Regions from separate parts of the Homo sapiens genome. Here regions 2 and 3 are each linked to region 1. The links are chromatin loops, found by intact Hi-C in ENCODE. Cell type or tissue: OCI-LY7. All regions are shown on one strand. Links, peaks and the distances in the headings refer to the core of each region. The heading gives the core; the rest is flanking DNA.

Region 1 (10,352 bases), core at 1,866-6,865:
TTCTTTCCCCTTTACTTAACTTACCAGAGCTGGGAAAAAATGAGTTTCCCCAAATTAAATCAAAAGCACAAGAAAGGCCGGAGCGGCTGGTATTCTGAGGTCAGATGTAGGCTGCAGGGAGAGAACTTGATCAGGGCCAGTGCAGGGAGCCCGAGCACTGAGAACCCGGCCTGGGAGCGCAGGAAGGCGGGTGGTGAGCAATTCTACGGGTGTCCCGAGGGTATGAGGGGCGGTGCTGCTGGGAAGCCGAGCGGGGCATCCTGAGGTCAGGGCGCCAGAGGCTGCAGAACCCTGGAGGGTGTGGCTGCAGGGGACGCCCGGGCGGGACAAGGCAGGTAGGAGAAGAACCCAGAGGTGTGGGAAGAGGGTGTCTCCGAGTCAGGGCGCAGCACGGAAGTAACTCTGGGGTAGAAGGCGAGGGCGGGGCGGGGGAAATAAACTCCACAGAGACAATAACCTGCTGCTGCCCCCCAACACCGACTCAAAACAGCGAAACTCCTGGCCGCCGCCCTCCCCTGCAGCGCAGGCCCCAGTTACCCAACTCCTCCCCTGCGCTCCGGCGCAGAGCGGCGCAATCTGCCCGCCCCGCCCGCAGCCTCCCCTTCCAGGCCCCGGGAGCATTCCCACCCCGACACTCACACACCGGCAAACAGGAACACACAGTCAGGCTCCGGCCCGGAGTCCTCGGCCTCCCGGGAGGGGCACCCGACATCCCGCACGCCTGGTGCCGGAAGGGGAGAGCGTTTCCAATCTCCTGGACGACAGAACCAGAGAAAGCCGTGTCCCAGCCCTCTCTCCACAGTTCTATTTGATTTTACTACCTTCCTCTCTTTCCTTCTCATTCACTTTTCAATTGTCTTGCAACTTGTTTTCCAGGCAGTTTCTCTTTTTCTCTATCCTCCCCAAACTTCTTGTCCCTCCCCATCTCGTCGCTTGTTTTTTCTCTTCCTCTTCGCCCACTTTTTTTCTGCCTCTTCCCAAATTCCACGCTTTGGGCTTCGCGTCTGTCGCTCAACTTCCTTTTTCTGCACCCCGCGATCCATCCAAAATGTTCTTCCTGTCCCTGGGATTGGGCAGCCTCAGCCTGGCCCCTTTCAGTCGCGGGAGCCCCTGGCCTCTCCAACAGGAGAGAGAGAAGGTAGGGAGAAGTGGATGGGACCCCCGGCGCCCGGGAGCCGGGCAGAGAGCGCCCCGAAGCGCGCATTTCTCTTCGCCAGCGCCCGGGCTGCGCGGGCCCACGCGACATCTGTCGCCTGCGGTCCCGGCTCACACCCCGCGCACCCCCGCAGCTCCCTGGGCGCTGCCACCCCCCACGCTCCGGCTGCCGCCTTTCCCCGCGGGCGCAGACGCTCGGGCCTCGCCTTCAGGCGCCGCTCCAACTTCCCAGGGTGTCTGCGGCGCGCGGCGGGGCTCGGGGGCGGGGACCTAAGGGCGGCTGGCTATGTCACCTTCGAGCTTCACCTTCCGGCCCTAGACCCATCTATGGTGGGCTCAGCCTGATTCTCTCTCCCTCATTCTCTGCAGCGCTCCTCGCTACTCCAGGATCCAGAGTAGTAAGACGATGCTTACGCTGTGTGCTTCCTCAAAGCGCCTAGCACAGTGCCAGGCGCACAGCTAGGGCACAATGATCCCCCCACCCCAAGAGCCTAGTACCTTCCTCCCACTGATACCAACCACACTAGGTGCTCAGTACCCACTTCCTGTCCTAAGTTCTCAACACATGACCTCCCTAAACAGTGCCCAGCACCCCGAAGGAGCTCAATAAATGTTCCTTCCTTAAGGCTTCCCATTGGAGTTTCCCTGAAAGCCCCCTATTCCAGCCCACTCCGAGGGCGTCTCCTTCCCGTAGCAGCTACAACCGTCTGGGGAGAAGGAAGCCAAACTCCTTAAACAGGACACCTCACTCGAGAAGGAGCGAAGTTGGCAGGGCAGAGGAAAATTGCAAATGCGCGGAGCTTGGGAAGAAAGATTGGGCCAGCCAGAAACCTGGAGGGGGAGGAAGTCTCGAGATGCGCTTGGGGTGCCAGATAATGGGGATCAGAGATTGGAGAAGTGACACTTAGGGACAAGAGGTTGGGAGCAAAGGTGATGGAGACGGGGGCGACTCAGGAACGGCAAGAGGATTGGAACGGGACCGGGGACCTTTCTTGGAAGTGCGATAGATTTTAAGTATTTGGCGTGGCTTACAACTACATTCCCATAGCAAGCACACTTTTTACTTGCATTGTGTGTTTATTTGTGGGGCTGGTGGGGATTATGGAGGCTGAAGTCCTCCGCAAGCCACTGAGCTATAAGTGAGTAGCAAGATGCGCTTAAGGACTCGCAGAGATGGGGGCAGAAACGGTGGACCTTACACTTGGAAGGGAAGACTGGGGACTGGGTAGAAGAGGAGAGGTGGAGATGCTTGCAAGAGAAGAGAACGGAGGAAGAAGGAGAAGGGAAAAGAAGAAAGCCAAACTTGCCACTCTCCCGCTCCCGGGCCAGCCCAGCGTCTCCAGTGCCCAGCTGCCGCGCCCCGGCTCTCGCTCGCTCGCTCGCGTACCTGTTGCTCGCTCCGGCTGGGTCTCGGCTCCGGCCCCACCAAGAAGCCCCGCGTTCCTACAAGTTCCGCCTGCCGAGCAGCCAGGCCGCCAGCGCCGCCACCTGCGCGGCCGCGCACAGCCAAGGCCAGTAGGTGGGGAGCGCGCCGGGCGCCGGCGCCCTCCGGCTCCGCGCGCGGCGCCGCCACATGGTGCGCTGGTGCAGCTCGTCGCCTAGCGCCTTGAGCCGGGCGGCGGTGAGCTGCGCGGCGGACGAGCGCAGCCCCAGGCGACCCGCGCTGCAGGCGCACACGGCCGGGGGGCCGCGGCCGCGGTGCAGGGGGCACGGGCACATGACCGCTGGCCTCGCTCCCGCCCCGCGCTCGGGCCGCCCCTCGCCTCCTCTCCCTCCGGCCTCTGCGCCCGCTGCCGCCGCGCTCCAGCCGCCGGGGGCCTCCCCTGGACACCAAGTTTCTCCTTGTGTTGTGCGTTTGTTGTGCTGACGGCGCTATTATTAATTAAAGTGTCACATGGTGGAGGGGGGCGGGGAGGGGGGTTACATCATCCGGCCCCCGGGGGTTGGGGGGGGGGCTGCAGGCAGAAGAAACCGAGAGGTAACTTTTAACCCTAGCGGCGCCGGCAGCTAGGGAGCGCGAGGTTTGGGAGACGGGGAGCGCGGCGCGGGGCGGCGCGAGAAGGCTCCCCGCAGCGGAGGTCCTGGGCTTTGGGGGTCTCGGGGGACCCCCGCGGAGGCGCGGAGCGCGAGGGAAGGTTGTTCTCCTTCCCCTTTTCCTGAATTCAGCTCGAGTTCCGATTTGGCGAGGGAAAAAGGCTTGTTTGCCGTTTTGGATGAAGCTGATGCTGAATTCGGCTGCATTATTCAAAAATATTCCGAGGCTGTTGTTTTGTTTGGGGGAGGTGGGTGGATTCAAAATCTTATGGAAGGGTCAGATTACACCCAACTTGCCTCGTTTCAGGTCTGACTTGGCACCTGTAGGCTTTCAGCCTGACCCTAACGTGCCCCCAGCGCCTGGCTAGAAACCTGACCCTAAAGTGCCCCCAGCGCCCGGTGGGAGGCTGGATGGGCCCACCTGAGCTCGCGTGGGGCGCGGACGGAGGCATTCTCGCTGCCCGGCACCCGCACCCAAAAGACCCTCGCAAGGGGCTTTCTAAAGGGAAACTTCTTGTCTGCTTTCTTTGTGAACATTATTTTCCTGATGGCGTTACAGTTTTCTGCGATGACCCCGATTTAATGCGCAGTGGAGACCCTAAGGGGTCGGCGAGAGGAGGGGCGCGGGGGACTTTAATTCCCCCTTTTCCAATCCGACAGCCACTCCTGTGCACCTCCAGACTGGAGCGTCTGCAGTTGTCACAAACGGTGAAGGTTCAGATGGGCTGGGCGGCTGTCAGGATTCTGTGGGGGAGAATGAAACCTGTGATCTTAAATCGACTGGGATTCAGACAACTTTGGGATTCAGACCATCGGGATGAGTCCAGAGATGGCTCCAAGTTGGGAGTCTGGAACCTGCTGAGGGAGCTTCCGTTCTTGCCTTCCCACCGCAGAGTATAACCAAGATTCTTCGAGTCTGTGAACTTAGTTTTGGTCTGAATTGATCAGGAGGAGAAATGTCCCTTTTGGCCCACAGCGTGGTGAAATGACAACAAAGTCAGGGCTCAAAGCCCACAACACTGTGTGATTCTGGTGGCCTTTTCCCTCACCCAGCTCCAATTATTCTAGGCTTCATAATGGCCAAGACCTACTGCGCATCTTCTATGTCTGGCACCTGTGGGCTTTGGGCGCCCTTGCCTCTGCTGCCTAAAGGTAAATCTCCCAACAATTCTACATGCAATTACTATAATATTTCAAAGATGAGGAAGCTGAGGCACAGGTAGGTAAGGGTTCTTGCCCTAGCTCACAGAGTAGCTAAGAATGAAACCGTCATCTGAACTAGGGCAGTATGCCGCAGGCTCTAAGCTCTTAACCACGGTTTTATACTGCCCCCTGTAATCTGGGAATAATAATACCTCCATCCCAGGATTGGGGCAGAGATTAAATGAGAGAAATGTGTGCCAAGCACCTGGCACGCAGTGGGCCCTGGATAGACCTTGGTTCCCTTTGCTTCTCGCCAGAACCACTTCCCATTCTCCTGGGACTCACCTCCTTAATCCCCCTAGTCTTTACAGAGGGGACCTGATCCATTGCCCGGGTGTAGCGTTCCAAGAATGAAGACACAGTGTCTATTTAAAAAGCCCTTTGGATTTAAATTGAACAATTCCCTCCCCCCATTTTTAATCTGCACGCTTTTAACGGCTCACTTCATGGACATTAATTTTAATGGGACGATTATTACCCTGTTTGGAAGCCTGCCCCTCGAAATGCTGGGCTCGCAAGGTGGCGCTGGGTCGGGTCCCAGCAGCTTGGATGTTGTCTGTAGAAGAGGGGGTGCAATCTTGGCCGTGGGGATGCAACGTTCAGCAGAGGGGGAAGAGAAGGGGGTGATGAAAAAGTGGGAGAGAAGGAAGGACCTCTCTCTCCCTGACACTCTTAAGTCTGGCAGTCCTTAATTTGCACACATGAGTTATCCTGTGCTATTGGACCACTTACTAACTGGGGAGCATGGCCTTGAGAGGTGGCTTTTTGGAGCCTCCATTCTCTCAACTGTAAAGTGGGAATAATAATAGTACCCACCTCCCAGCCTAAATACCAGGAAAGCCCTTACTTAGCACAGTGCCTCCTGGCCCATCATTAGGTTTTTTGTTTTTTGTTTGTTTGTTTGTTTGTTTTTTAGACAGAGTCTTGCTCTGTCACCAGGCTGGAGTGCAGTGGCACGATCTTGGCTCACAGCAACCTCCACCTCCAGGTTCAAGCGATTCTCCCGCCTTGGCCTCCCCAGTAGCTGGGAGTACAGACACCCGCCACCACGCCCAGCTTATTTTTGTATTTTTAGTAGAAATGGGGTTTTGCCATGTCGGCCACGCTCGTCTCGAACTCCTAACCTTCAGTGATCCTCCTGCCTTGGCTTCCCAAAGTGCTGGGATTACAGGCATGAGCCACCATGCCCGGTCCCATCACTAGCATTTAATAAATGTTGACTACTGTTAATATTTTAGAGTGGATCATGTAGTTGTCAAATAGTGTACTTTGAAGAATGTTGGGGATCCACACCCTCAAATATATATAGTTCCCCTATTGTGAATTGGTGATTCCATTGCTGATATTAAGCATTGCTCAAAGAAAGCAAATTCTTTGGGAGGGTAACATGTCTCCTAGCACTTTTTAAATTGTCTTAATTTTTATTAAAAAAAATTTTTTTTTTAAATGGTGTTTCTCTCTGTGGCCCAGGTTGGAGTGCAGTGATGAGATCATAACTCACTGCAACCTCCAGCTCCTGGGCTCAAGCAATCCTCCCACCTCAGCTCTGGAGTAGCTGGGACCACAGACACACACCACCACACCTGGCTAATTTTAAAAAAACTTTTAGAGATTTTTTTGGGTCTTGCTATGTTGCCTAGGCTGGTCTTGAACTCCTGGGCTCAAGTAATCCTCCCACCGCAGCCTCTCGAGTGGCTAGAACTAGAGGCGTGCACCACCGTGCCAAGCTTCTCCTAACAGTTTAGTAAAAATGAGTTGTCGATTTCAATGTTTAACTTAATAAGCACTTATATAGTGCTCGCTCTGTGCCAGGTGCTGTTCTAAGTTCTCTAGACACATAACTCCTTTAATTCCCCTAATAACCCTATGAGACAGATACTATTGTTAGCCCAACGTTATGTATGCATAAACCAAGGCAGAGGGGTTAAGTAACTCATCCAAAGTCACACACCTGCCACGCCCCAGAGTTTGAGCCCTTTAGAATTAGGGTGACAAATGGTTACTGGGGACTTGGGAAGAGGGAGGGAGGCTGTAGTGGGATGAATTCTGTCCCCCCTGCCACCGCTCCACCCCAAATTGATAACCCCTGGAACTTCAAAATGTGGCTATATTTGGAGATAGCATCTTTAAGTAATTAAGTTAAAATGAGGTCATTAGGATGGACCTGAATCCATTATGACTGGTGTCCTCATAAGAAGAGGAAATTAGGACACAGACACAGACACACAGAAGGAAGACCATGTGAAGACAGAGGAAGAAGGCATCTACCAGCCAAGGAGAGAACCTAGAACAGGTCTTTCCTTCACAGCCCTCAGAAGGAACTAACCCTGCCCGGGCCTGGTGGCTCACACCTGTAATCCCAGCACTTTGGGAGACCCAGGCGGGTAGATTGCTTGAGCACAGGAGTTCAAGACTAGCCTGGGCAACATGGTGAAACCCTGTCTCTACAAAAAAAAAAAAATAGCTGGCATGGTGGTGTGCTCCTGTGGTTCCCAGCTACTCAGGCGGCTGAGGTGGAAGGATTGCTTGAGCCCAGGAAATCAAGGCTGCAGTGAGCCGAGATCATGCCATTGTGTTCCATCCTGGGTGACAGAATGAGGAGTGAGGCCCAGTCTCAAAAAAAAAAAAAAAAAAAGGAACCAACCCTGTCAACTCATTGAACTTGAACTTCCAGCCTCTAGAACTGTGAGAAAATAAATTTTTGTTGTTTAAGCCCCTGAGACTGTGGCATGTTGCTATGGCACCCCTAGCAAACAAATATAGAGAGGAACAACATCCTAAACAGGAAGCTAGAAGCAGATATTTCACCAGACTCTGGCTGCTTTTACTGTGGGGCACATGTGAGGACATTTTTCTGTGTTCTTGGGAAGGATGGGTTCTAGGACTGTTTGCCTGTTCCTCTTTTTTTTTTCTTTTTTTTTTTTTGAGACGGAGTCTTGCTCTGTCTCCCAGGCTGGAAAGCAGTGATGCAATCTCAGGTCACTGCAACCTCAGCCTCCCATGTTCAAGCGATTCTCCTTCCTCAGCCTCCCAAGTATCTGGGATTACAGGTGCCCACCACTGCACCTGGCTAATTTTTGTATTTTTAGTAGACACGGGGTTTCACCATCTTGACCAGGCTAGTCTCGAACTCCTGACCTTGTGATCTACCCGCCTCAGCCTTCCAAAGTGCTGGGATTACAGGCGTGAGCCACAGTACCCGGCCCCTGCCTGTTCCTCTTCTTCCTCATTGGTGTCCTGTTGGAGATCTTTAAGGGAGGAAGAGTTTTAGGAGATTATTTTGGAAAACAGTTTGTGGAACTCCAGTTCATCATACAGGGAAAACTTTTCTACCAGTTGCAAAAAATGCAACCTCTTTCTCATGAAGTAAAGAAATGGGAAAGGCTTTCTAGTCCATGAATGTTTCCTGTGGTCTCCCGGCTTAAAACCAGGCACACAGCAGGCACTCAAACTTTTTTTGAAATATAGACTCAGGCCGGACTCAGTGGCTTACACCTGTAATCCTAGCACTTTGGGAGGCTGAGGTGGGCAGATTGCCTGAGCTCAGGAGTTCGAGACCAGCCTGGGCAACATGGCAAAACCCTATCTCTACTAAAAATACAAAAAATTAGCCGAGTGTGGTGGTACGCGCCTGTACTCCCAGCTACTCAGGAGGCTGAGGCACGAGGATTGCTTGAACCTGGGAGGCTGAGGTTGCAGTGAGCTGAGATTGCACCACTTCGCTCCAGCCTGGGGAATAGAGTAAGACTCTGTCTCAAAAAAAAAAAAAATTAAAAAAAAAGAAGTAAAGACTCAATGAATGAATGAACAAATAGTAAGCATCCTGATTTGTCTCTCGCTTCCTTTTTTTTTTTTTTTTTTTTTTGAGATGGAGTCTCACTCTGTTGTCCAGGCTCCAGTGCACTGGCGTGATCTCAGCTCCCTGCAACCTCTGCCTCCCAGGTTCAAGTGATCCTCCTGCCTCAGCCGCCCGAGTAGCTGGAATTACAGGTGTGCTCCGCCATGCCCAGCTATTTTAGTAGAGACGGGGTTTCACCATGTTGCTCAGGCTGGTCTCAAACTCAAGTGATCCACCTGCCTCGGTCTCCCAAAGTGCTGGAATTACAGGCGTGAGCCACCACTCCTTACCTGTCTTTCTCTCTTTCAAACATATGCAGTGATATATGTACAATCGTTATGATCAAGTGTGTGTGTGCGTGCATGTGTGTGGATTCTTTCCCTAAATTATTCTCTTAACTCCTACAGAAATCAGTACTCAAGTGTATTGAACAGGAAGGGGTTGGGTATTTCCTTTCTTTAATTAAAACAATAATTACCTATCCTGGTGTTTGAGACCGAGTGAGCCTTACCTTATGGTGTTTTAATTTGTGTGGCTTGGTGGAGTGGTAAATGAATGAACAGCTGTTGACTCCTCCAAACAGCTGTGTTTCCTGAAGCCATGTATTAAAGCCAGGGCCAGATTCAATGCCAGGAGCCTGCTTGGTGAACAACAGAGTTCTTGAATTGAAATCAGAGATATAGCAGAGTTTGACACTTGGAGCCAGAGAGACCTGGGTTTGAACCCTAGTCCCACTATGCGATAGTTGGGTACCTGGGGCATATTTTCCACCTCTCTGAGCCTCCACTTTCCCATCTGCAAAATGGGACTAATAATCCTAGTACCTTCCTCATTGTGTTGTGAGGAGGATTAAAAAGAGAGAATGTCTGTCAAGTGTTTGGCAAAGTAGTTGGCACTCAGTAAATATTAGTTATGGTCTTTGTTGATATCTCAGGATTACTAAGCAGCCACTTGAGAACTGGAACAGGGACCCTGACCCAAGCCCACTGGGAATACAAGAGGATTCAGATTTCAGTGAGTACCTTATTCAATTACATCATGGCTATTCCCAGGAGAGTTTCCCTCCATCCAATAGACCCAGATCAGGACAGCGCTAATTTCTCACATTTACCCTATTTGACCCTCCCATACCTGAAAAAAAAATGGGGCAACCCCTTCTCCAGGGACGTCCTTGTAATTCATTTGATACCTCTCCCCTGAGGATCTTGTTGTTGTAAGCAAATGGAGAAGAGCACATGAACGTCCACAGCAGGGGAGAAAAAAATTAACCAGCCCATAATTATAGTCTCATCAATACTTTAAGTGTAAAGGGTAAACCTCACTTAAATAAAACCTAATTCCTTGATTACCGGAGTCACAAGAGATAGGGCTGATTAAACCTGCACCTCTGCTGTGAAAATCCAGTCATATTGTCCTTTGCTCAGGCAATAATCACTTTATTGAAGGCAACTGAGCTCAGTTTAAACACATGAATCACTAGACTTGAAATTATGCTGATGAAAGTGTAAATGAGGATAAATGCTGAAGAACATTTTGGCAGAGCTGGAAAAACTGAAAACGCACATGCCCTATGACCTGGTGATTCCACTTCCAGCTCTTTACTCTAGATCAGCGGTTCCCGACGGAGGACAACTTTGCTCCTCAGGAGACATTTGACAATATCTAGAGAGATTTCTGATGGTCAAAACTGAGGGATGTTATTGACATCTAGTGGGTAGAAGCCGGGGATGCTGCTAAAATCTTACAGGGCACAGGCCACCAAAAGTTACCTGGCCCAAAATGTTGTGACAGTTGTCAGAATCAAAATGCAGTTGCTAATGTTAAGAAAACCCTGACAGGGCCAGGTGCGGTGGCTCATGCCTGTAATCCCAGCACTTTGAGAGGCCAAGGCGGATGGATCACTTGAGGTCAGGAGTTCAAGACCAGTCTTGCCAACATGGTGAACTCCATCTCTACTAAAAACACAAAAATTAGCAGGACGTGGTGGTGCACACCTGTAATCCCAGCTACTGGGGAGGCTGAGACAGGAGAATCGCTTCAACCCGGGAGGCGGAGGTTGCAGTGAGCCAAGGTTGTACCACGGCACTCCAGCCTGGGTGACAAAGTGAGATTCTGTCTCAAA
Region 2 (10,352 bases), core at 3,087-8,086, 79 kb before region 1:
TGGGTCACTGGGTGATGGTCATGGAAAGCGGTGGTAACTCCTGGGTTTTGCCATGGCAATGGTAAACTAACATGGCATACTGTTGGGCATGGCTTATGGAAAGCTGCCTCCACCCTGTCCCTGTTCTAGCTAGCTCTCAACTTGGCCCCATATCTGAGCCCCATCTCTGGAGTCAAGTCCCGCCTGCTACCTCACTAGGACGGGCCCTGGTCCAATAGGACTGGTGTCCTTGTAAAGGAGATTTGGAACACTGACAGGCACAGAGGAAAGATCACGTGAGGACACAGAGAAAATAGCCACCTACAAGCCAAGGAGAGAGAGGCCTGGGAAACAGAACGAGACTCTGTCTCAAAAAAAAAAAAGAAGCAGCAGCAGCAGCAAATATATGTGCGTGTTCTTTTTACTCACCTTTATATATTCAAATAGAATAGTAACATTCTATATACAGCTCCCACGTTGCTTTTATTATCCATCTATCTTAGAGATTGTTCGGATAAATACATAGAGAAAACACTGCACAGTGGTTAAATGCATGGACCCTGGAGCCAGATTGCCTGTGTTCAAATCCTGTTTGAGAAACCCTCTGCCATTTACCAGCTTTGGGACCTTAGCAAGGTAGTTTGCATCTCTCGCATTCATTTTCTCATCTGTAAAATGGGATCATAATAGTACCTATCTGCATTAGGTTTTTTTTATTTTTATTTTTTATATTTTTGAGACAGAGTCTCTGTCACCCAGGTTGGAGTGCAGTGGCGTGATCTCAGCTCACTGCAACCTCAGCCTCCCAGGCTGAAGTGATTCTCCCGCCTCAGCCTCCTGAATCTGGGACCACAGATGTGTGCCACCATGCCCAGCTAATTTTTCATATATTTCTTTTTTTGGTAGAGACGGGGTTTCACCATGTTGCCCAGGCTGGGCTCGAACTCCTAAGCTCAAGCGATCTACCTGCCTCCGCCTCCAAGTGCTGATTACAGACATGAGCCACTGTGCCTGGTCCAATCATAACAGTACCTACATGTGTTAGTTTTCATTTACTGCCTAACAAATGACCACTGACTTAGTGGCTTAGAAAACACTCATTTATGAGTTCACAGTTCTGTAGGTCAGCAGTCCAGGTCAGCTTGATTGAGTTTTCTACAAAGGGTCTCACAAGGCCAAAAACAAGGTGTTGGCCAGGCTGGGCTCTTATCTGGAGGTTCTGGAGACAAGTCTACTTCCAGGCTCATTAAGGTTGTTGGCAGAATCAGTTCTGTGTGATCGTAGGACTTGAGGTCCTCCATCCTTGCTGGCTGCCATCCAGGTCACTCTCAGCTCCTAGAAGCCACGCTCCAGTCCTTGTACACAGTTGCCACCATCTTCAAGCCAAAAGCAGAGTGCTATTCTTGTGTCTGACATTTCTCTGACTTCCTTTTCCCCAAGCCCAAGAAAACTCTGCTTTTAAAGGGCTTAGGTGATTAAATTAGACTCACTGGGACAGCCTGCTAACCAACTAAAGGGTAACTGATTAGTAACCTCAATTATATCTCCAAAATCCCTTTTATCGTGTAGCCTGTAATATGATCTAGATGTGATATTTCATTACCTTCGTAGTACTGGGCATTAAGATGGGAAATTTTGCTGGGTGCCCACCGCACTATCTCAGAGGGTTGTTGTGAAAATGCAATTGCACATCTCTTAGTATGCAGTATTTATAAGTTAGCTGTGTTTTTTTTTAACAGCGGTTGTGTGTATTATGGAAGTTGTTTGGATTTATCAAGGATTTTTTAAAGGGATTCCTCAGCTGGGCACGATGGCTCATGCCTGTAATCCCTTTTTTTGGTAGAGACGGGGTTTCACCATGGGAGGCTGATGTGGGCAGATCACCTGAGGTCACCTCGTGTCTACTAAAAATATGTACCTGTCCCTTGGAACTTACAGTCCAGTGATGAAAATGATGGCCTGGATAATTAGGGGTAGTGTGGTGATACAGTTTGGATGTTTGTCCCCTCCAAATCTCATGGTAAAAAGTGATTCCCCATTGTTGGAGGTGGCGCTTAGTAGGAGTTGTTTGGGTCACAGGGGTGAATCTCATGTGAATGGCGTGGTACCCTCCCCAAGGTGATGAGTGAGTTATTGCTATATTAGTTCATGCACGATCTGACTGTTTAAAAGAGCCTGGCATCTCTTTTGCTTGCTCTCTCAACATGTGACACACCTGCTCCCCCTTCACCTTCTGCCATGAGTAAAAGCTTCCTGAAGCTTCACCAGAGGCCGAGCATATGCAGGTGCCATGCTCCCCCTACAGTCTGCAGAACCATGAGCCAAGATAAACCTCTTTTCTTTACAAATCACCTAGTCTCAGCCGGGCATGGTGGCTCATGCCTGTAATCCCTGCACATTGGGAGGCCAGGGCGGGCAGATCATTTGAGGTCAGGAGTTCGAGACCAGCCTGACCAACATGGTGAAGCTCTGTCTCTACTAAAAATACAAAAAATTGGCCGGGCACAGTGGCTTACACCTGTAATCCCAGCACTTTGGAAGGCTGAAGCGGGCAGATCACCTGAGGTCACGGGTTCAAGTCCAGCCTGGCCAACATGGTGAAACTTTTCTCTACTATAAATATAAAAAATCAGCCGGGCATGGTGGTGGTTGCCTGTAATCCCAGCTACTCGGGTGGCTGAGGCAGGAGAATTGCTTGAACCCAAGAGGCGGGAGGTTGCAGTGAGCCGAGATAATGCCACTGCCCTCCAGCTTGGGTGACAGAGCAAGACTCTGTCTCAAAAAAAAAAAATGGTTTAAAAATGCAAAAAATTAGCTGGCACTGTGGTGCGTGCCTGTAATCCCAGCTACTCAGGGGGCTGAGGCAAGAGAATTGCTTGAGCCTGGGAGGTGGAGGTTGCAGTGAGCTGAGATTGTGCCGTTGCACTCCAGCCCAGGTGACAGAGCAAGACTCCATCTTAAAATAAAATAAAATAAAATAAAATAAAATAAAATAAAATAAAATAAAAACCATTTAACAGATAAAACAGAGGCTCAGGGAGGCTAACCAGTTTGTGAAGGGTCACTGCTGGAAGGTGACAAAGTAGGACTCAACTCAGCTTGACTGGGTGACAATAAGAATAACAGCTGATACGTCTAGGATTCTCTTCTTGTTTGTGTATTTATCCACTGTGTGAAGTGCTTTATTTGCATGATTTCATTTGGTCTTCTCAGCAACACTCTGAGAAGGGAGGTGCTGTTATTGTTCCCATTCCACAGATGAGGAAACTGAGGGCCAGCAAGGGAATGCCACCCAGCAGTGAGCAGCAAAGCCAGGGGGTGCTGAGCCCAGGGGGTGCCCTGTCTGCCTGCAGCTGTTATTGAAGATGTCCCTTTTCTCACCGTCAGGTTTTACTGGAACAGAAGAGAAAGCCAGTGAGATACTAATCATTAGCAATGTTAATATTACCTGATATTTAGTTGGCTTTATGCTTTTACAAAATGTACCTCCCTTTCTGTTGCCAGGAAGATTCTAGAGCATGTAGCAAGAAAAGCAAGTAATTGTCTTTCTCTGCAGCCCTGTGGAATCGTCGAAAGAGCACATACTATACCCTAAAATTAAACCTAGATTGAAGTTCTAGCTCCTTCTGCCTCTGAGACCTTGATTAACCTCATTGAGCCCCAGTTTCTCTGTCTTTAAAATGGGAATAGCAGGACTTAACTCATAACACTGTTGTGAGAATTAAATTAAATAACACAAGTCAAGTGCTGGCTGGTTAGTTAATTATTGTCATTCTGAGGAAGATAAGAGCATTAGCAGCCATCTGTTTATAATTTAAAGTGAGTAAGAAAGTTAGAATCTAACCAAAGTCAGGATCGAACAGAATACCGTTTTTCAAACTATGTTTCTGGGCCCTTAGGGAGATGTTAATAGGCATTTTATTGGTTTGTTTGTTTTCTGTGGGGTTTTTTTTGTTTGTTTGTTTGTTTGTTTGTTTGTTTTTTTGAGACAGAGTCTCACTCTGTTGCCCAGGCTGGAGTGCAGTGGTGCGATCTTGGCTCATTGCCACCTCCGCCTCCCAGGTTCAAGCGATTCTCCTGCCTCAGCCTCCTGAGCAGCTGGGATTACAGGCACCTGCCACCATGCCCAGCTAATTTTTGTATTTGTAGCAGAGATGGAGTTTCGCCATGTTGGCCAGGCTGGTTTTGAACTCCTGACCTCAAGTGATCCACCTGCCTTGGCCTCCCAAAGTGGTGACTTAAAGGTGTGAGCCACTGCACCCAGCCTAATAGGCATTTTATAAAAAGGTGTTCTATGGTTAAATAACTTTGGGAAATGCTCTGTATATTATCCCCTACTCACACACTCACATAGTAAAGGCTCTGAGAAGTCCCGCAATAAAGAAATTCATTTCACTTTGTTTTCTCTGACACATTTCCAACTTATTAAGCATGGGACCCTTTTATTGAGGAGCACAGCATCTTGCAGACTCTAGTTCAGGAGTCGGCAAACTACAGGTGGGCCCACTGCTTGTTTTTGTAAATAAAGTTCTGTTGGAAACCAGCCATGCCCATTTATGTATGCATTGTCTGTGACTTTCACTGTACTGTGGCAGAGTTGAGGAATGATGACAGAGACTCTGTGGCCCACAAATCTTAAAATATTTACTGTCTGGTCCTTTAAAAAAAAGTCCGCTAAAACTGAAGTTAGTGTAAAGATGGGGGCAGACATTGGGAATGATGTAGCCACAAGACAAACAATGCCACCAGCCACCAGGAACTGGGAGAGGCAAAGAATGACTTTCTTCTCTAGAGTCTCCAGAGGGAATGTGGCCCAGCCAACACTTTGATTTGGGCCCAAGGAAACTAATTTTGGACTTCTGGCCTCCAGATCTGGGAGAGAATAAGTTTCTTTTGTTTCAAGCCACTCAGCATGTGGCAATTTCCTACAGGAGCTACAAGAAACTAATGAACAGGTGGGCCTGGCGCAGTGGCTCATGCCTGTAATCCTAGCACTTTGGGAGGCCGAGCCAGGAGGATCACTTGAATCCAGGAGTTCGAACCCAGCCTGGGTGGCATGGTGAAACTCTGTCTCTACCAAAAAAAAAAAAATTAGCCTAGCACGGTAGCATATGCATATAGACCCAGCTACTCAGGAGGCTGAGGTGGGAGAATCTCTTGAGCCTGGGAGGCAGAGGATGCAGTGAGCCGAGATCACGCCACTGCACCCCAGCCTGGGCAACAGAGCAAGACCCTGTCTTAAAAAAAAAAATCAAAAACAAATACACAGGTGTTTATGCCACTTGTATTTGTCAGAGAAGGAAGTTGGTCCATCTCATGAGCGACATTCACAACAGCAGAGGAAACACCTGGTCTTGTTATGCCAGCAGTGGAGGTTATAAAGTCCTCTGGGTGCAACCGACACCACCTGCCACGGGGGTGATGTTTTATACTCTCCCTCCTCTTGTTCCAGTTGTCATTAGTTGCCTGTATACATCTGAGATTTTTCATTTTTAGGTTATTTTTGAATATTTTAAAATTATAAAATATTTCAACTATACAGAAAATAATATATAATGGGGATCTCCACACCTACCATTGAGATTGAACCTTTTCCATGCTTGCTTCAGATCTTCCTCTTTCCTTTTAGAGAAATAAAAGCCACTCCGCTGACCCCACTTACATCCACTGTATTGTTTCCTGTCTGTATTAATCAGGGTATCCCAGGTGCTGCTGTCAACAACACCAAAGTCTCAAAGTTGTCACCCAACATTCTTTTCAGCTCATCAGAGTCCAGTGGAGGTTGGCCAAGGTGCTCTGCTCCAGGCAGTCATTTAGGGATCGTGGCTTCTTCCATGGAATGAAATCACCATCCCCCAGGATGTTCTCATAGGACAATTTCTCAACTTGAGGTGTATATAAAAGTCATCTGGAGAGCCTTGAGTAGCAGGGGGATGAGACCTCAGTCTCCACTGGAACCTCAACATCAGGGGGCCAATGAGGGAAGGGAAACTGGAGAATTACATGAAAGGTTTTTGGCCCAAGGCAGTGGTGCAGAACACTTCCACCCACATTCTTTCCTTGGCTAGGACCCAGTCAGAAGGCCTCACCTAACAGCGGATAATCTGGGAAACTTTTGTCTTACTGAGAGCCTGGGGGAAGATTAAGTGGGACTTGGGGAACCATGGCAGTATCTCTGCCACATCCTTTGAAATGTGTATTCCTTCTCCTTCCCTAGACGTTACCACTGGTTCCTTACTTTTACTACACATTTATGTCCATAAACAAAATATGGTGTTGGTTTTGGTGCATATCAAATTAACATAGCTTATATTCTACATACATCCTTTTGCAACTTGTGCTGTTACACAGTGTTGTGTTTTTGAGGTTTGTGTGTATTCTTGCTTCTCAAAGTGCAGTCCCTGGACCAGTAGCATGAGCACCTGGCAACTTGTTAGAAATGTAAAGCCTCAGACCCCACCCCAGACCTACTGATTCAGAAACTGTGAGGTGGGGCCAGCAGTCTGTGCCTTTCTAAATCCTCCAGATAATTTGAATGCACACTGAAGTTTGATAACCACAGATCTTTATTAATATGTGTAGCTCTAGTTCTCAGTTTATTCATTTTTCAGCAATATGTAATATTCTTTGGTTTATTCATCCATTCCCCTAACTCATGAGCAATTAGATTGTTTCTTTATTTTTTTACCATTATGTATATTACAGTAATGATCATCTCACTACATATGCACAAAAGTTTCTCTAACACAGCCATCTAGAAATGAAATTGTTGAATTTTAGGATTGAGTAGCTTTAGCTTTATCCAGAATCCCAAGACGGTTCTTTCTCGAGGCAGGCTGGGTGCGGTGGCTCACGCCTGTAATCCCAGCATTTTGGGAGGCCACAGTGGGCAGATGACCCCTAGGAGTTCAAGACCAGCCTAGGCAACACGACAAAACCTTGTCTCTACAAAACATACAAAAATTAGCCAGGCATGGTGGTACATGCCTGTAGTTCCAGCTATTCAGGAAGCCGAAGTGGGAGGATTGCTTGAGCCTGGGAAGTAGAGGCTGCAGTGATCCACGATTACACCACTGCACTCCATCCTGGGTGATGAAGTGAAACCCTGTCAAAAAAGAAAAAGAAGCTATAGCAATTTACACTTCTTCCAATGCTGGATACAAGTTGTTTTTTCTTGTTTTCCTTTAAGCTTTTCGCATTACTTTGAAATCCCTTATCTTCAAGGTGTACTAGAGACACATTATCAAGAAAGGGTTAAGACATTGTCTTTTTTTTTTTTTTTTAGAAGTTTTAGATTTAAACATGGACACAGAACCTGGCTCCATCACTTCCTCTATCGCCCACTGCTTGGTGGGTTTACTTCTTGATGTTTGATTTTTCTTTGCCTAACAGAGGTAATAGCGGGCAGTTCTCTCTTTTTCCTAATCTTGATGGGAGTGCCTCTAGGATGCCTGTAACAGACAAGGTTCGCCAGAGAAACAGAACCAGTAGAATATATGTACATAGATTTATTTTAAGGAATTGCCTTGTAGGACTGCAGGGGCTGGAAAGTCTGAAATCTGCAGAACAGGCCAGCAGGCTGAAAGCTCTTGGAAGGAGCTGATGCTGCATTTTTTGTTGTTGTTGTTGTTGTTTTTTGACACAGCGTCTCTCTCTGTCGCCCAGGCTGGAGTGCAGTGGCGCAATCTCAGCTCAGTATAACCTTCGCCTCCCGGGTTCCAGCAAGTCTCGTGCCTCAGCCTCCTGAGTAGCTGGGACCACAGGTGTGAGCCGCCACACTGGCTAATTTTTATAATTTTATTAGAGACAGGGTTTTGCCATGTTGGCCAGGCTGGTCTCGAACTCCTGGCCTCAACTGATCTGCCTGTCTCGGCTTCCCAAAGTGCTGGGATTACAGGCGTGAGCCACGGTGCCCAGCCCTGATGCTGAAGTCCTGAGGCAGAATTTATTCTTCCTCGGGGAAACCTCAGTCTTGTTCTTACAGCCCTTCAGCTGATTGGATGAGGTTCACCCAGGATATCAAGGAAAATCTTCATTGCTTATGTCAACTGATTGTAGATGTTAACAACATTTACAAAATGCCATCACAGCAAAACCCAGATCAGTGTTTGATTGCATAACTAAATACTACAGCCTAGCTAGCTGAATCGAGACATTAAACTAAACATATAGTCCCCCTTTAAACAAGAGGGCAGCTTTGAAGCTGGCGCTGATGTTTTATCATGTTAACAAAGTATTCATCTTGGCTGGGTGCTGAGGCTCATGCCTGTAATTTCAGCACTTTGGGAGGCCGAGGTGGGCAGATCACTCGAGGCCAGGAGTTCGAGACCAGCCTGGAAACCCCATCTCTACCAAAAATACAAAAATTAGCCAGGCATGGTGGTGCATGCCTGTAATCCTAGCTACTTGGAAGGCTGAGGCATGAGAATAGCTTGAACCTGGGAGGTGGAGGTTGCAGTGAGCCCAGATGGCACCACTGCATTCCAGCCTGGGTAACAGAGTGAGACTGTCTCAAAAAAAAAAAAAAATATATATATATATATATAGATAGATAGATAGATAGATAGATAGATAGATTCATCTAGTTTAATCTAGTAAAATGTTTAAAATTAAAGATGGTTGTTATGGCCAGGCACAGTGTTTCACATCTATAATCCTAGCAGTTTAAGAGGCTGAGGCCAGGAGTTCGAGACCAAGCCTGGGCAACATAGTGAGACACCTTCTCTATAAAAAAAATTAATTAAAAAATTAGCTGAGCACGGCGGTGCACACCTGTAGTCCCAGCTACTCGGGAGACTGAGGATCCCTTGAGCCTGAGAGTTCGAGGCTGCAGTGAGCCATGGTCATGCCACTATACTCTCCACCCTGAGTGATACAAGAGACCCTCTCTCAAAAAAAAAAAAAAAAAGCTGTTGAATTTGATCAAAAAGCATTTGATTTTTCTCCTTTCATCTGTTGCTATGAAGAGCTGCATTATTAGATTTTCTATTAATCCTTACATTCAGTGAACCCCTCTTGATCATAACCTCTTATTCTTTGAATGTACTTCTGGATTCCGTGTGCCACTGTTCTGCTGGGATTTTTGCTCCTCATTTGTAAAAGTTCTTAAGTGTTCCTCTCCCTTTTTACATGGCTTCCCGGAAATGGCTCCCGTCACTTTCACTTAGATCTCATTGGCCACCACTCAGTCACACTTACCGCATGGCAGGCTGGGGAGTGTCATCTTGTGGCTGGGTGCCAATGGCCCTAAGCAAAGATTGAGACGCTTATTTTGAAAGAGGAAGGGGAGAAGGAATATCGGGAGGCACTAGCAATCTCTGTACCGGGGTGATTATCCCTTGTCTATAAATGAGAGACTGGAAGCTCAGCAAGGTGTGTTCACTTATCCAGGGTCACACAGCAAGTCTGTGGCCAGGCTGTGACTTCAGAGGCCAGGTCTTCCAGATGCCAAGGGAGATGCCATTAGGGACCCGTGATAGTAATAAAGTAAGAAATATTAGATGATAATACGACGGAGTAATAATAAATATCCAGTGTCCCTAGTACTGGTCTAAATGCTTCATTAACATGAACTCATTTCATTCTCACAACAATCCTATGAGGTAGACACTCTTAATGCCCCCAATTTGCAGATGAGGAAACTGAGGCACAGAGAAGGTAAGTGACTTGCCTGGGGTATGTAAATGACAGGGCTTAGACTCTAAGACTCTTAATCACTGCATGATTCTGCCTCTCCCCGCACCATTCCCCACTCGCACTCCCCTGACCCAGAGACTGCAACTCAAACAGCAGCAGCCACTGCTCCCTGTGCACCTGCAGAACCATCGAAACTGCTCCCACCAACCCAGGCACCATACACCCTTGTCCCCAGCCTCCTTACATCCTCTTCCCTCAACTACCCTGGTACCCTCCTTTTCTGTCTGTGGGGCCTGCACCTCACTTTTTCTTGAGTCTGTGTTTTTGTTTTGAGATAGGGTCTTGCTGTGTCACCCAAACCGGTGTGCTTTGATGCGATTGTGGCTCACTACAGCCTCAAACTCCTGGGCTCAAACGATCCTCCCACCTCAGCCCCCTGAGTAGCTGGGACTACAGGTGTGCACCACACTCAGCTAATTTTTTAATTTTTTCTTTTTAAGACAGTTTCGCTCTTGTTGCCCAGGCTGGAGGGCAATGGCACGATCTCACTACAACCTCCGCCTCCCAGGTTCAAGTCGTTCTCCTGCCTCAGCCTCCCAAATAACTGGGATTACAGGCGCCCGCCACCATGCCCAGCTAATTTTTGTATTTGTTGTAGAGATGGGGGTTTCACCATGTTGGCCAGGCTGGTCTCAAACTCCTGACCTCAGGTGATCCACCTGCCTTGGCCTCCTAAA
Region 3 (10,352 bases), core at 2,852-7,851, 64 kb before region 1:
TGAGAATGTTGCAGATATTTCTCCCTTCACTATATTTTCTCTGAAGCAGGCAGTGTGAATTCAGTTGGAAGGGTCTACCAGACTTGGAGTCAAGCAGGTTCCATTCCCAGCTCTTTCACTTATAAGTCATGGACCTTGGATGAGTCAGTAGCCTTCTCTAAGCCTCAGTGTTCTTCCGTATATAATGGGGATAGTATTCATGATGTGAAGATTAAACAGGACCATACCTTTAATATGAATGAAGCCTTTTGATCACTACAGCTTAGTAAGTGCTAGGCTCGATTTATCAATTAGTGAAAAAACAAGGTAAGCAGAGGAAACGGGGCCTTGGAAAACATGACCCCAGCCCTCCCCGTGTCATTCTCCAGGAGTAGATGATGATAGTCATTGTCATGGCAACATTGTAGAAGCCAGTCACCATGCACGTACTACCTGCCAGCCACTGTCCTAGGCACTTTCCATTCATCCATTTCTTCATCCACTGAACCAGTATTTTTTGGCCACCTATTCTGTACCAGGCCCAGGACTAGGTCCCAGAAATACAGCAGTGAAGAAGCAGAGCATGCACTTTCAAGGGACTTAGATAAAAAGATGCTGAAATCAGTAGGCAATATGTCAGATGGAGATCAAACAGGGAGTGTCATTGTTTGCAGGGCGGGGAAGGGAGGGCGATGCTCTTTTAGACAGTGGTGGGGGGTAGGGAGAAGGTAACATTCATGCAAAGCCTTGAAGGAAGCAAGGGAGTGTGCCATGTGGATATGTGGGGAAGAGGATTCCAGGCTGGGGAAACAGCATATGTAAAGGCCCTGAGGTGGAAACGTGCTTGGCAAGGTTAAGGAGCAATGAGCCTGTGTGGCTGGAGCAGAAGAAGGGGCAGGGCAACTTCATGGGCAAGCACCCTTTGCAGAAGGCCCAAACACTTGGTTTAATGCTCCACTGTTGCCGTATGATATTTTTTTTTTTTTCCGACAGAGTCTCACTCTGTTGCCCAGACTGCTGGAGTGTGCAGTGGTGCAATCTCGGCTGGCTGCAACCTCTGCCTCCTGGGTTCAAGTGATTCTCATGCTTCAGCCTCCCGAGTAGCTGGGATTACAGGCATGCACCACCATGCCCAGCTAAGTTTTCTATTTTTAGTACAGATGGTGTTTCACCTGCGTGCAAGCATGCCCAGCTAAATTTTTGTATTTTTAGTAGAAATGGGGTTTCACTATGTTAGCCAGGCCGGTCACAAACTCCTGACCTCAGGTGACCCGCCTGCGTCGGCCTCCCAAAGTGCTGGGATTACAGACATGAGCCACGGCGCCCAGCCGAGATTCTTAGTATGTCAACAAGGGGCCCTGCATTTTAATTTTACACTGGGTATCATAAATGATGTAGCCGGTCCTAGTAGTAGTAGATGTAGTCAAAGAGGTGGTTGTAACCACAGCTCAGAGGCCACTCCCAGGCCTGGGTGTGCTCTGGCCTCCTCCCATCTTGCCATGGAAGCCAGCCCACCAGAGATGCTCCAGCCATGCCATCCTGACACTACCCTCATGACAGTCTAACTATTTCTTCTCTGTGTTAGCTTCCTGTGAGTACTGTAACAAATAACCACAAACCTTGTGGCTTAAAACAACACAACTGTATTATCTTACAGTTCTGGAGGTCAGATGTCCAAAATCTGTGTCACTGGGCTAAAGCCAAGGTGTCTGCACTGTGGTTCCTTTGGGAGGCTCCGGGGGACAATCCATTTTCTTGTCTTTTCTAGCTTCTAGAAGCTCCCTGCCCTCCTTGCCTCTGGTCCCCTTCTCTATCTTCAAAGTGCATCTCTCCAACCTCTGTGTCTGTTGTCTCATTGTCTTCCTTCAACCTGACCCTCTTGCCTTCCTCTAATAAGGATCCTTGTGATGATATTGGGCCCGTCCAGGTCACCTGGGATAATCTCCCCATCTCAGGAGCCTTAATTTCATCACATCTGCACGTGCACAAAATTCCTTTCGCCCTGTAAGGTACCAAATTCATAGGTTCTGGGGATTGGGATATGGACATCTTTGGGGCGGGGGCATTATTCAGCCTTCCATATCCCCTACTTTGCTAACGAGGAAACTGAGGCCCAGAGAAGTGATTGATATGACTTCGGCAAAGTCACCCTCCCAGCAGGACAGATCCACACTTGAGGACCCTGTTTGTCAAGTTTGAAGTCATGGGCTCCAGACCACCAGGAAAGGAGATGCCCTCTGCCCATCTCTGCCTGTCTCCCTCCTTCCCTTGCACCTCTCCCTCCACTCCCTAGTGTTTTGGGAAACAGCCAGGCTTGGGCAGTTTAGCCCAGAGCATTTGTGCTTAAGACTATAGCTGACTTGGGGACAGATAAGCTCATCCATCCACCTGGGACCAGGACAGAGGGAAGAGAACGCCTTTTCGTAGCTAACAGGGTCCCAGGCCACTATGGGCTTAATCATCAACATCTTATAATTAGGCCTCTCCTGGGTACTGGGGAGCAGGGCCCTGTGTGTAGGGAAGCTGCTGATGCAGTTGCTGGGGCACGTGCGCTGGGCCCTTCCTGTTCATGGGGCCGATGCTCTTAGATCAAGGGAACCATGGCCAATGAAATTGGGTACCCCACTGCTGCTGTTGACAGGAAGATTTTTACTCACAGCCCAGCAACTCTTTTGGGGCCTCAGCCTGGCCCCAAGGACTCTGCCAGCTGGCCCCTGGGACCATAGCACCAGAGGCGATCGCGGCCTCCTCCTCCCCCTCCTCGCCAGAAGAGCAGAGAGAGGATCTTTATAGGAAATTGGGGGTGAGAGGGAGAAAATGACACATTTTCATCAGCTCTGGTTTTAATAGTGAGTGTCCAGTTATCTAGTGGCAGATGTTGTGGGTAAGAGCATCTGTACAGACATCAGAGACCTGGATTCAAATCCCACCTCTGCTACATCTGAGCTCTATAAGCTTAGGCAAAATGGTGAACTTCTCTGAAACTGAGCCTCAGTTTCTCTCATCTGCAAAGTGGAGGTGACAATTTCCCCCCTCATGGGGTTGTTATAGTCTATTTTTAAAGTGGGTAAGCAAAATTTCAGCTTGTGGCCTTAAAAAAATAACATGTATGAGGTATAAAAACAAAAAATAACAAATACTCGTGTACCCAGCTTAAAAAGTAGAGAACTGCTAGTTTCTTAGAAACCCCTTGTGTATATCTCCTGGGTTCCATCCATCTTCTTCCCTCCCTTTGCCCATAAGAAAAGTTTTGTGATTACCATTTGTGTGTTTTCCTTGTGTCTGGTCTTTGTAGTTTCCTTGTTTTTGTTTTGTTTTGTTTTTTGAGATGGAGTCTCGCTCTGTCGCCCAGGCTAGAATACAGTGGTGCGATCGCAGCTCACCGCAACCTCCACCTTCTGGGTTCAAGCGATTCTCATGCATCAGCTTCCCAAACAGTTGCGTCTACAGGCACGCACTACCATGGCCGACTAATTTTTGTATTTTTAGTACAGATGGGGTTTCACGATGTTGGCCTGGCTGGTCTCGAACTCCTGACCTCAAGTGATTTGCCCGCCTCAGCCTCCCAAAGTACTGGGATTACAGGTGTGAGCCACTGCACCTGGCCTGTTTTTATTTTTTAAATAGAGACAGGAGGTCTCATGATGTCTCCCAGGCTAGTCTCAAACTCCTGGCCTCTAGCAATCCTCATGCCTCAACCTCCCAAAGTGCTGGGATTACAGGCATGAGCCACTGCACCAGCCTGATTTTTGTAGTTTTTACGTCTTCTTCCTTGCTGTTATTAAAGGTGAGAGCATAAGCTGTATAACCTTGTCCCTTCCACGCCTAATTTCCTACTCAGTTCCTCTGATTTTCCTCTCCTCTCAGCTACCAACAGAGGACACTACTGATTGGGAAACCAGAATGCCAAACTTGTCACTACTGTAGTACACTTAAGAATTAATAGGCTCTGAAAAGCACCACAGGGACTTCACTGTAAGTAAAGTATATGTAGCAAGGGGCTTTTGAACTTCCTAGAAAGTATGGAGTAAGACCACACTTTACACTCAAACAAACCTGAGTTTTGAGCAGCACTGCTCACCATCCTAAGCCACCAATTCTTTGCATTTACTCCAAAAATATTTCAGTGTCATATTATGACAGGCACTGCGAAGGTGTTGGGGATAAGATGATAAATGAAAGAAACAGACCAAAACAGAGTCCCTGCTCTCATTTCATTGGGGGAAATCACCATTAAACTATATCAACACGCAAATATAGAACTTCAAGTTTCAACAAGCACTAGAGACAAATAAAAACAATTCATGGAGAATTCGTTTAGGGAAACGGGAAAGGGCTTTCTCTGTGGGATGGACATTTGAGCTGAAACTTGTACTTCCTTGACATCTGACTTTGGTTTTAAAAAATATTTACCAGCCTGGGCAACACAGGGGAGACCCCCTCTCTACAAAAAAAGTCTTTAAAAAATTATCTGGGGCATGGTGGCACACACCTGTGGTCCCAGCTACTCGTGGGGCTGAGAGGGGAGGCTCGCTTGAGCCCAGGAACTCAAGGCTGCAGTGAGCTGAGATCGCACCACTGCACTCCAGCCTGGGTGACAGTGAGGCCCTATCTCAAAAAAAAAAAAAAAATCCGCTTTTTCGTCTGCAAACCTGGGCTGGTAATATCCCTCCCAGCTTTGCCCTTAGTAACAGGCCCTGGCTCAGTGCCTGGTTCAGCACTGCCGTTCAGTAAATGTCATGTCCCTTCCTTCCTGTCGTTCCTGGCTGTGTATGTTGCTGGAGGTCTTCTGAGGAGTGGTGTGAGTGAGCAGTCTCTAAGCGATGGGAGAAATCTGCTGCTGGCAAGTGAGTTGTGAAGCCTCTAATAGGCTCTCACTGGACCCTCTTCAACTGGGTTTGATGGCGACCCTGTCGGAGAGAGAAGGGAGGGTGTATCGTCCACTGTCAACATTCGGAAGCCTTCCTCTTTTTCTGGGGAAGGTGGTGTCGAGTAATTGAAAGGCTCTGCTGTAGAGTCAAGTCACCTGGGTACAAGTCCCAGTTCTGCAGCAAGTAACTTGACCTCTCCGAGCCTTGTGTTCTCATCTGTAAAATGGTCCGTATAATTCCTCTACAGTGGTCTGTCATGTGGAACAGGACCCAGCATTGCGGGGGCACGCCGCAAGTGGGACCGTTACCACTGTTTACACCAGAGCAAGGAGGAACTGGGGTAAAGGTGCAGAGGTTTGGGGTACAGGTAAGGAGAAGAAAAAGGCTGTCAAAGGGCTCATTCACATCATGGAGGTCCGGGTTCCTGCGCCACCCTTCCCTACGTGGGTAATCTGGGGCAGATTCCTTTATCCCTCTGATCCCGTTTCTTCGTCTGTAAGACACAGCTCCACAACTTCCTTCACTCAGTGGCTGTGAAATCCTGCAGGCAAGCCGCGTCGCATGGCCCCTGACTTCAAGTTTAGGGGAGCTGATGAGGTCACTCCCTGCTGGACAAGGGGTCTTCGGGGTGAAATGTCCAAATAAGAGAGCGGGGAGTGGACGCGCAAAGATGCGTCAAAAGGATGGAAAAGGCAGCTTTGCCCTTCGCAAACTGAGATCTCCTTTGTCCGCGAAGGGCTAAGAGCCTCAGGCTCGGGGGCCTGGTACCGGCGCGGGACGCCCGGAGGCCAGACCCGGAGCCGGCGGCGCGCAGAGCGGGGCGGCCCGGGGCGCGGGGCTGTGACCTCATCGGCCGGCGCCGTCCCGCGGGGCCATGAGATCATGAGATGCCGGCGCTCGCCGAGGAGTCGATTTGTTGGGAGCGCGGGGACAGCCGGCCGCCCGACGCGGTGATCTCATCCGGGCCCGGGGGAGGAGGAGGCAGGCGGCCGGGCCAGCCCGCGCCGCCAGGAGGGGGATTAATGGCTGCCGCCGGGTGGTGACGTCACCGGCAGCACCCGTTGCCAGGCAACGCGCGGCCACCAGCCCCGCCCCGCTGGCCCCGCCTCCTACCTGCTGCGCTTCTTTCCATCCTGGCTCGCCCTTCTCTTGCCTTTTTTCCTTTTTCTTTTGTATTGAGGCATAACTTACATACTGTGGAGTGCCCTAATTATAAAGCTCAGTGGATTTTTACAAACATATGTAATCACTCAGATCAAAGTATCAACAAAGCTGTCCGACAGAAATATAAGAGTAGTCACACAGACGATTTTAAATGTTCTAGTAGTCACGTTAAACAACTAGAAAGGAACAGGTGACTTTAATTTTAATACTATATTTTATTTAGCCTAATGTGTCCAAAATATTATTTCAACATGTAATCAACATAAAATTTTTAATGAGATATTTTACCTTTTGTTGTTTTTCTAAGACTTTGAAATTCCTTGTTTCTTTTGCTTTTAAGGGATATTGTTTGTTTGTTTGTTTGTTTTTAAAGACAGTCTTACTGTGTCTCCCAGGCTGGAGTGTAGAAGTACGATCATGCTTACTGCAGCCTCGACTTCCCTGGGCTCAGGTCATCCTCCTGCCTCAGCCTCCCGAGTAGCTGGGTCTACAGGCGTGCGCCATCATGCCTGGCTAGTTTTTGTAGAGACAGGATTTCATTATGTTTCCCAGTCTGGTCTCGAATTCCTGGTCTCAAGGGGTCCTCCTGCCTCGGCCTCCCGTAGTTCTGGGTTTATAGGTGTGAGCCACCATGCCCAGCTATCCCTGTGTATTTTAGACTTTCAGTACATCTCAATTCAGAATAGCCACATTTCAAGTGCTCCATAGCGACATGTGACCAGTGGTTACTGGATTGGCTGTGGTGGATATGGAACATTTCCGGCATCTGGAAAGTTCCTGTGTCCTCACTTCCCCCACCAGGGGTACCCATTATTCTGAATTTTATCATCCTTCAGTTATCCTTCCCTCTCTACCCCCATAGCTTGTATCTTTTCTTTCTCTTTCTCCCACATCTTACTTTATCTCCTAAGGTCTCCTAGGGTCTCCCTTTCTCTGTTTCTCAGAGTGGCACAAAGCCACTCTGGAAAATCAGGCTGGATTTAAATCCCGGCTCCACCACTGTCTAGCAACTTCGAACAACATACCCTGCCTCTTTGAGCCTCTCTCTCCTCACCAGTTAACAGGGGCAAATAATTTCAGTGTCCATCTCCTGGGATTGTCAGAGTCTGGGGACAGCCTGCAGGTACTAAGTGTTCAACCGAGAAACTCATCACTAAACTAGAAGCCAGCCCTAGTCCTTCTCTCTTTCCTCTTGTAATCCTCTCACTTGCTGGGTCTCCCACTCTGTTCTTCCCTCCCCTGCCTCTGTGTTTGAGCTTTCTCATCTAAGAAATGGGAACGCGTCATAACTACCTACAAGAGGAGCAATTGGTGTGCCGTTCCTGGCCCCTGGTAAGCGCTTAATACGGGGGTTACTCTTCCCCTGTTGCCTTCTCACCTGGACTCTGCCTCCTGGGTGTTCTTTCTCTTCTGGCCTCTAACTCTGCCATTTCTCTCTTCCTTTCTTCTGCCCCCAGCCCCATTTCCCCCTCCTGTTTCTATCCACTTCCCTCCTTCCTTCCTGTGCTCTTCTCTAGCCTTGCTTCTATCCCCAGTCCTGCCCCGTCACACTTGTTTCTCCCACCCCTCCTGGCCGGGCGCTGCTGTGAAGTCAGTGGTCCAGCCCCGATCCCACCCCCAGCACTGGAGGAGACCCAGCACGGGCCTCAGCTCATTAGCCCAGCCCTTCAAGCCTCCAGGTCGGTGCTGGGTCTGCAGGACTCTGCCAGCTGTGGTCCCCACAACCCCACCATCCTAACAGGCCCGCAGGCCACCTTCCCAGGACAACATGTCTTTGTTTTCAGTTCCTTGTCCTGGCCGCCCACTTGGGAGCAGGACTTGTGGCCCCCATACCCTGGGGCTTTTGGGAGCCAACAGGCAGTCCATCCAGGGAAGAAAAGCAAGCAAGGAAAAGTCTCGCAGGAGGCTGAGGGCCCCCTCTGGCCCAGGAGGCTGGAAGCAGTCCCTCCTGCTTATTTTTCCACATGTGGAAGGAGGGCTTTGAAATGCAGATTCCTGGCCCTGTGCTAGCTTGCTAGCTTTAGTCCTTGAAGCTATCCTCCTTTTTCTGACTACTTGTTTCTTTTTTTTTTTTTTTTTTTTTTTTTTTTTTTTGAGGCAGAGTCTTACTCTGTCGCCCAGGCTGGAGTGCATGGAGTGCATGGAGTGCAGTGGCGCAACCTCAGCCCACTGCAGCCTCTGCCTCCCGGGTTCAAGCCATTCTCCTGCCTCAGCCTCCAGAGTAGCTGAGATTACAGGTGTGCACCTCTACACCAGCTAATTTTTTGTATTTTTGGTAGAGACGGGATTTCACCGTGTTGGCCAGGCTGATCTTGAACTCCTGACCTCAGGTGATCTGTGTGCCTCGGCCTCCCAAAGTGCTGGAGTTACAGGTGTGAGCCACCCTGCCTGGCCAACCTCCTTCAACCAGAGGAACCAGCCCTCCTCTCTGTCCCCTTAGTTCTGATGACACCGTCAGTCACAGTGCTGCCCCCATGGTTGTGACCAGGACTGACCAATCATAGAACCCCATGACCTCTTGGCCTCAGAGCTTGGTTCCCAGAGGGAAGCAGGGCCATCATTTTGGCAAATGGCCCCAGGAGAAACAGGGTCTGTCTCTCTCTCTGTCTCTCTCTCTCTCTGTGGCAATTCCAGCTGTAAGAGTGTTGGCTTGGGGCTGCCAGTGGCCATCTTTCCTACTAGATACTGTCAGATCCAGCATTTTCCAGCTGCGTCACCTGGGGCAGGTTATCTAACTTTTCTGTGCCTCCATTTCCTTATCTGTAAAGTGAGAGTATTAATAGCACCTGCCTCATAGTGGTGTGCACAGAGTGGTGCCTAGCACATAGTTAACAGCTAAGTCACCATCATCATCATCACCACCACTACTACCACCTGCAGTGAGTCCAACCTTGGCAGGAGAGAATGAAACTTACACACAAGAAACAGAGACATCTGAGCTGAGAGATGGGGAAGAAGAGGAGAGATAGAAAGAGAACTGGCTGGGTGCAGTGGCTCACACCTGTAATCCCAGCACTTTGGGAGGCTGAGGCGGGCAGATCACCTGAGGAGTTCGAGACCAGCCTGGCCAACATGGTGAAACCCCATCTCTACTAAAAATAGAAAAATTAGCCAGCCATGGTGGTGCACGCCTATAATCCCAGCTACTTGGGAGGCTGAGGCACGAGAATCACTTGAACCCAGGAGGCAGAGATTGCAGTGAGCCAAGATTGAGCCACTGCACTCCAGGTTGGGCGATAGTGCGAGACTCTGTCTCAAAAAGCAAAAAACGAAAAGACAAAAGGAAAAATACAACTAGAGAACTAGAGAAGGCTCTTTGACTATATTGTTTGACCTCCTGGATCCAGGAATCCTTGAAGCCAGAGCCACCCCTGCCTTCCCAGTTTTGTGACCTAATACATTTCCTTCTTTGTGGAAGCTACTTCATGTTAGCTGTCACTTATAGCCTAAAGTGACACCAGTAGTTGTTTTAACAGTGCATAGAGGCCCAGAATGGCGGAGCTGGGTCAACACCCCCATCACACAGAACACTGAGGCCCAGAGAGGGAGAGCAGCTTGCCCAAAGTCACACAGATACAGAGGATGCGCACCTAGCTACCTGACTTCAAATGCCACACTTTAACCCTGTTTTCATGTTATAAATGGTGACATATAAAAATCAGGCCAAGCGTGGTAGCTCACACCTGTAATCCCAGCACTTTAGGAGGCCGAAGTGTGTGGATCGCTTGAGGTCAGGAGTTTGAGACCAGCCTGGCCAATGTGGCAAAACCCTGTCTCTACTAAAAATATGAAAATGAGCTGGGCGCCGTGGCGCATACCTATAATCCCAGCTACTCTGGTGGCTGAGGCAGGAGAATTGCTTGAACCCGGAAGGCGGTGGTTGCAGTGAGCCGAAATTGCACCACTGCACTCCAGCCTGGGTAAACAGCAAGACTCTGTCTAAAAAAAATAATAATAATAATTCTTCTGCTTTCCTGGTCCACTGCCATCCTCTTTGACCAGACTTAATTTATTTTTTCATATTTCCAGGCTGCTAACAGTGCTGCAGCTAACATTTATTGAGCACTTACCATGCGCCAGGCACTGAACTCAATGCTTTACACACATTTGCTCATTCATCCTCCCAACAACCCTAGGAGCCAGGGGCTACCATTAGCCCCATTTTACTAGCGAGGAAACTGAGGCACAAAAGGATGAAGTGACTTGCCCCAGGTAACTCAGGAAGAGACAGAATCAGAATTCAAATTCAGGTCATCTGACTCCCAAGTCCATGCTCTTTGCCATTGTGCTTGCTCAGAATCCAGGGCCTCATCTCTGAAGAGGCAGAGCTAGGATCTG

The links. Hi-C counts contacts between places; a loop is a spot of excess contacts. Peaks named below come from ENCODE experiments on the same cell type or tissue, not always from the same donor. Only the 100,000 strongest peaks of a DNase experiment are listed, where the experiment ranks them.
Region 2: a loop joins it to region 1, with 5 times the contacts of the local background. A loop is called at or near these places in 6 of 110 quality-filtered maps.
Region 3: a loop joins it to region 1, with 8 times the contacts of the local background. A loop is called at or near these places in 6 of 110 quality-filtered maps.

What each region holds. Positions count from the first base shown.
Region 1 is chr12:116,878,434-116,888,785 of GRCh38, forward strand. HRK (harakiri, BCL2 interacting protein) reads right to left here and starts at 3,008. Exons shown (of 2, transcript NM_003806.4): 1 at 2,543-3,008. The coding sequence starts at 2,874. The coding sequence ends at 2,599. RefSeq lists silencers at 1,537-1,737, 2,616-2,695 and an enhancer at 3,201-4,162. In OCI-LY7, for the core only: CTCF peaks have their summits at 2,634, 3,386, 4,521 and 4,722; DNase peaks (open chromatin) are centred at 2,658, 3,048, 3,468 and 4,488; H3K4me3 peaks cover 2,148 bases; H3K27ac peaks cover 1,330 bases.
Region 2 is chr12:116,797,876-116,808,227 of GRCh38, forward strand. The region is part of intron 7 of RNFT2 (ring finger protein, transmembrane 2); the gene reads left to right. Among named protein-coding and RNA genes, the nearest start is that of RNFT2, 65 kb to the left of the region's middle. In OCI-LY7, for the core only: no CTCF peak of the experiment used is centred there; DNase peaks (open chromatin) are centred at 4,516, 5,336, 5,676 and 6,416; H3K4me3 peaks cover 2,919 bases; H3K27ac peaks cover 5,000 bases.
Region 3 is chr12:116,813,727-116,824,078 of GRCh38, forward strand. All of the region lies in intron 7 of RNFT2 (ring finger protein, transmembrane 2), which reads left to right. Among named protein-coding and RNA genes, the nearest start is that of HRK, 63 kb to the right of the region's middle. RefSeq lists an enhancer at 5,397-5,446 and a silencer at 5,647-6,006. In OCI-LY7, for the core only: a CTCF peak has its summit at 3,858 (motif pointing right); DNase peaks (open chromatin) are centred at 3,925, 4,665 and 5,895; H3K4me3 peaks cover 2,781 bases; H3K27ac peaks cover 3,269 bases.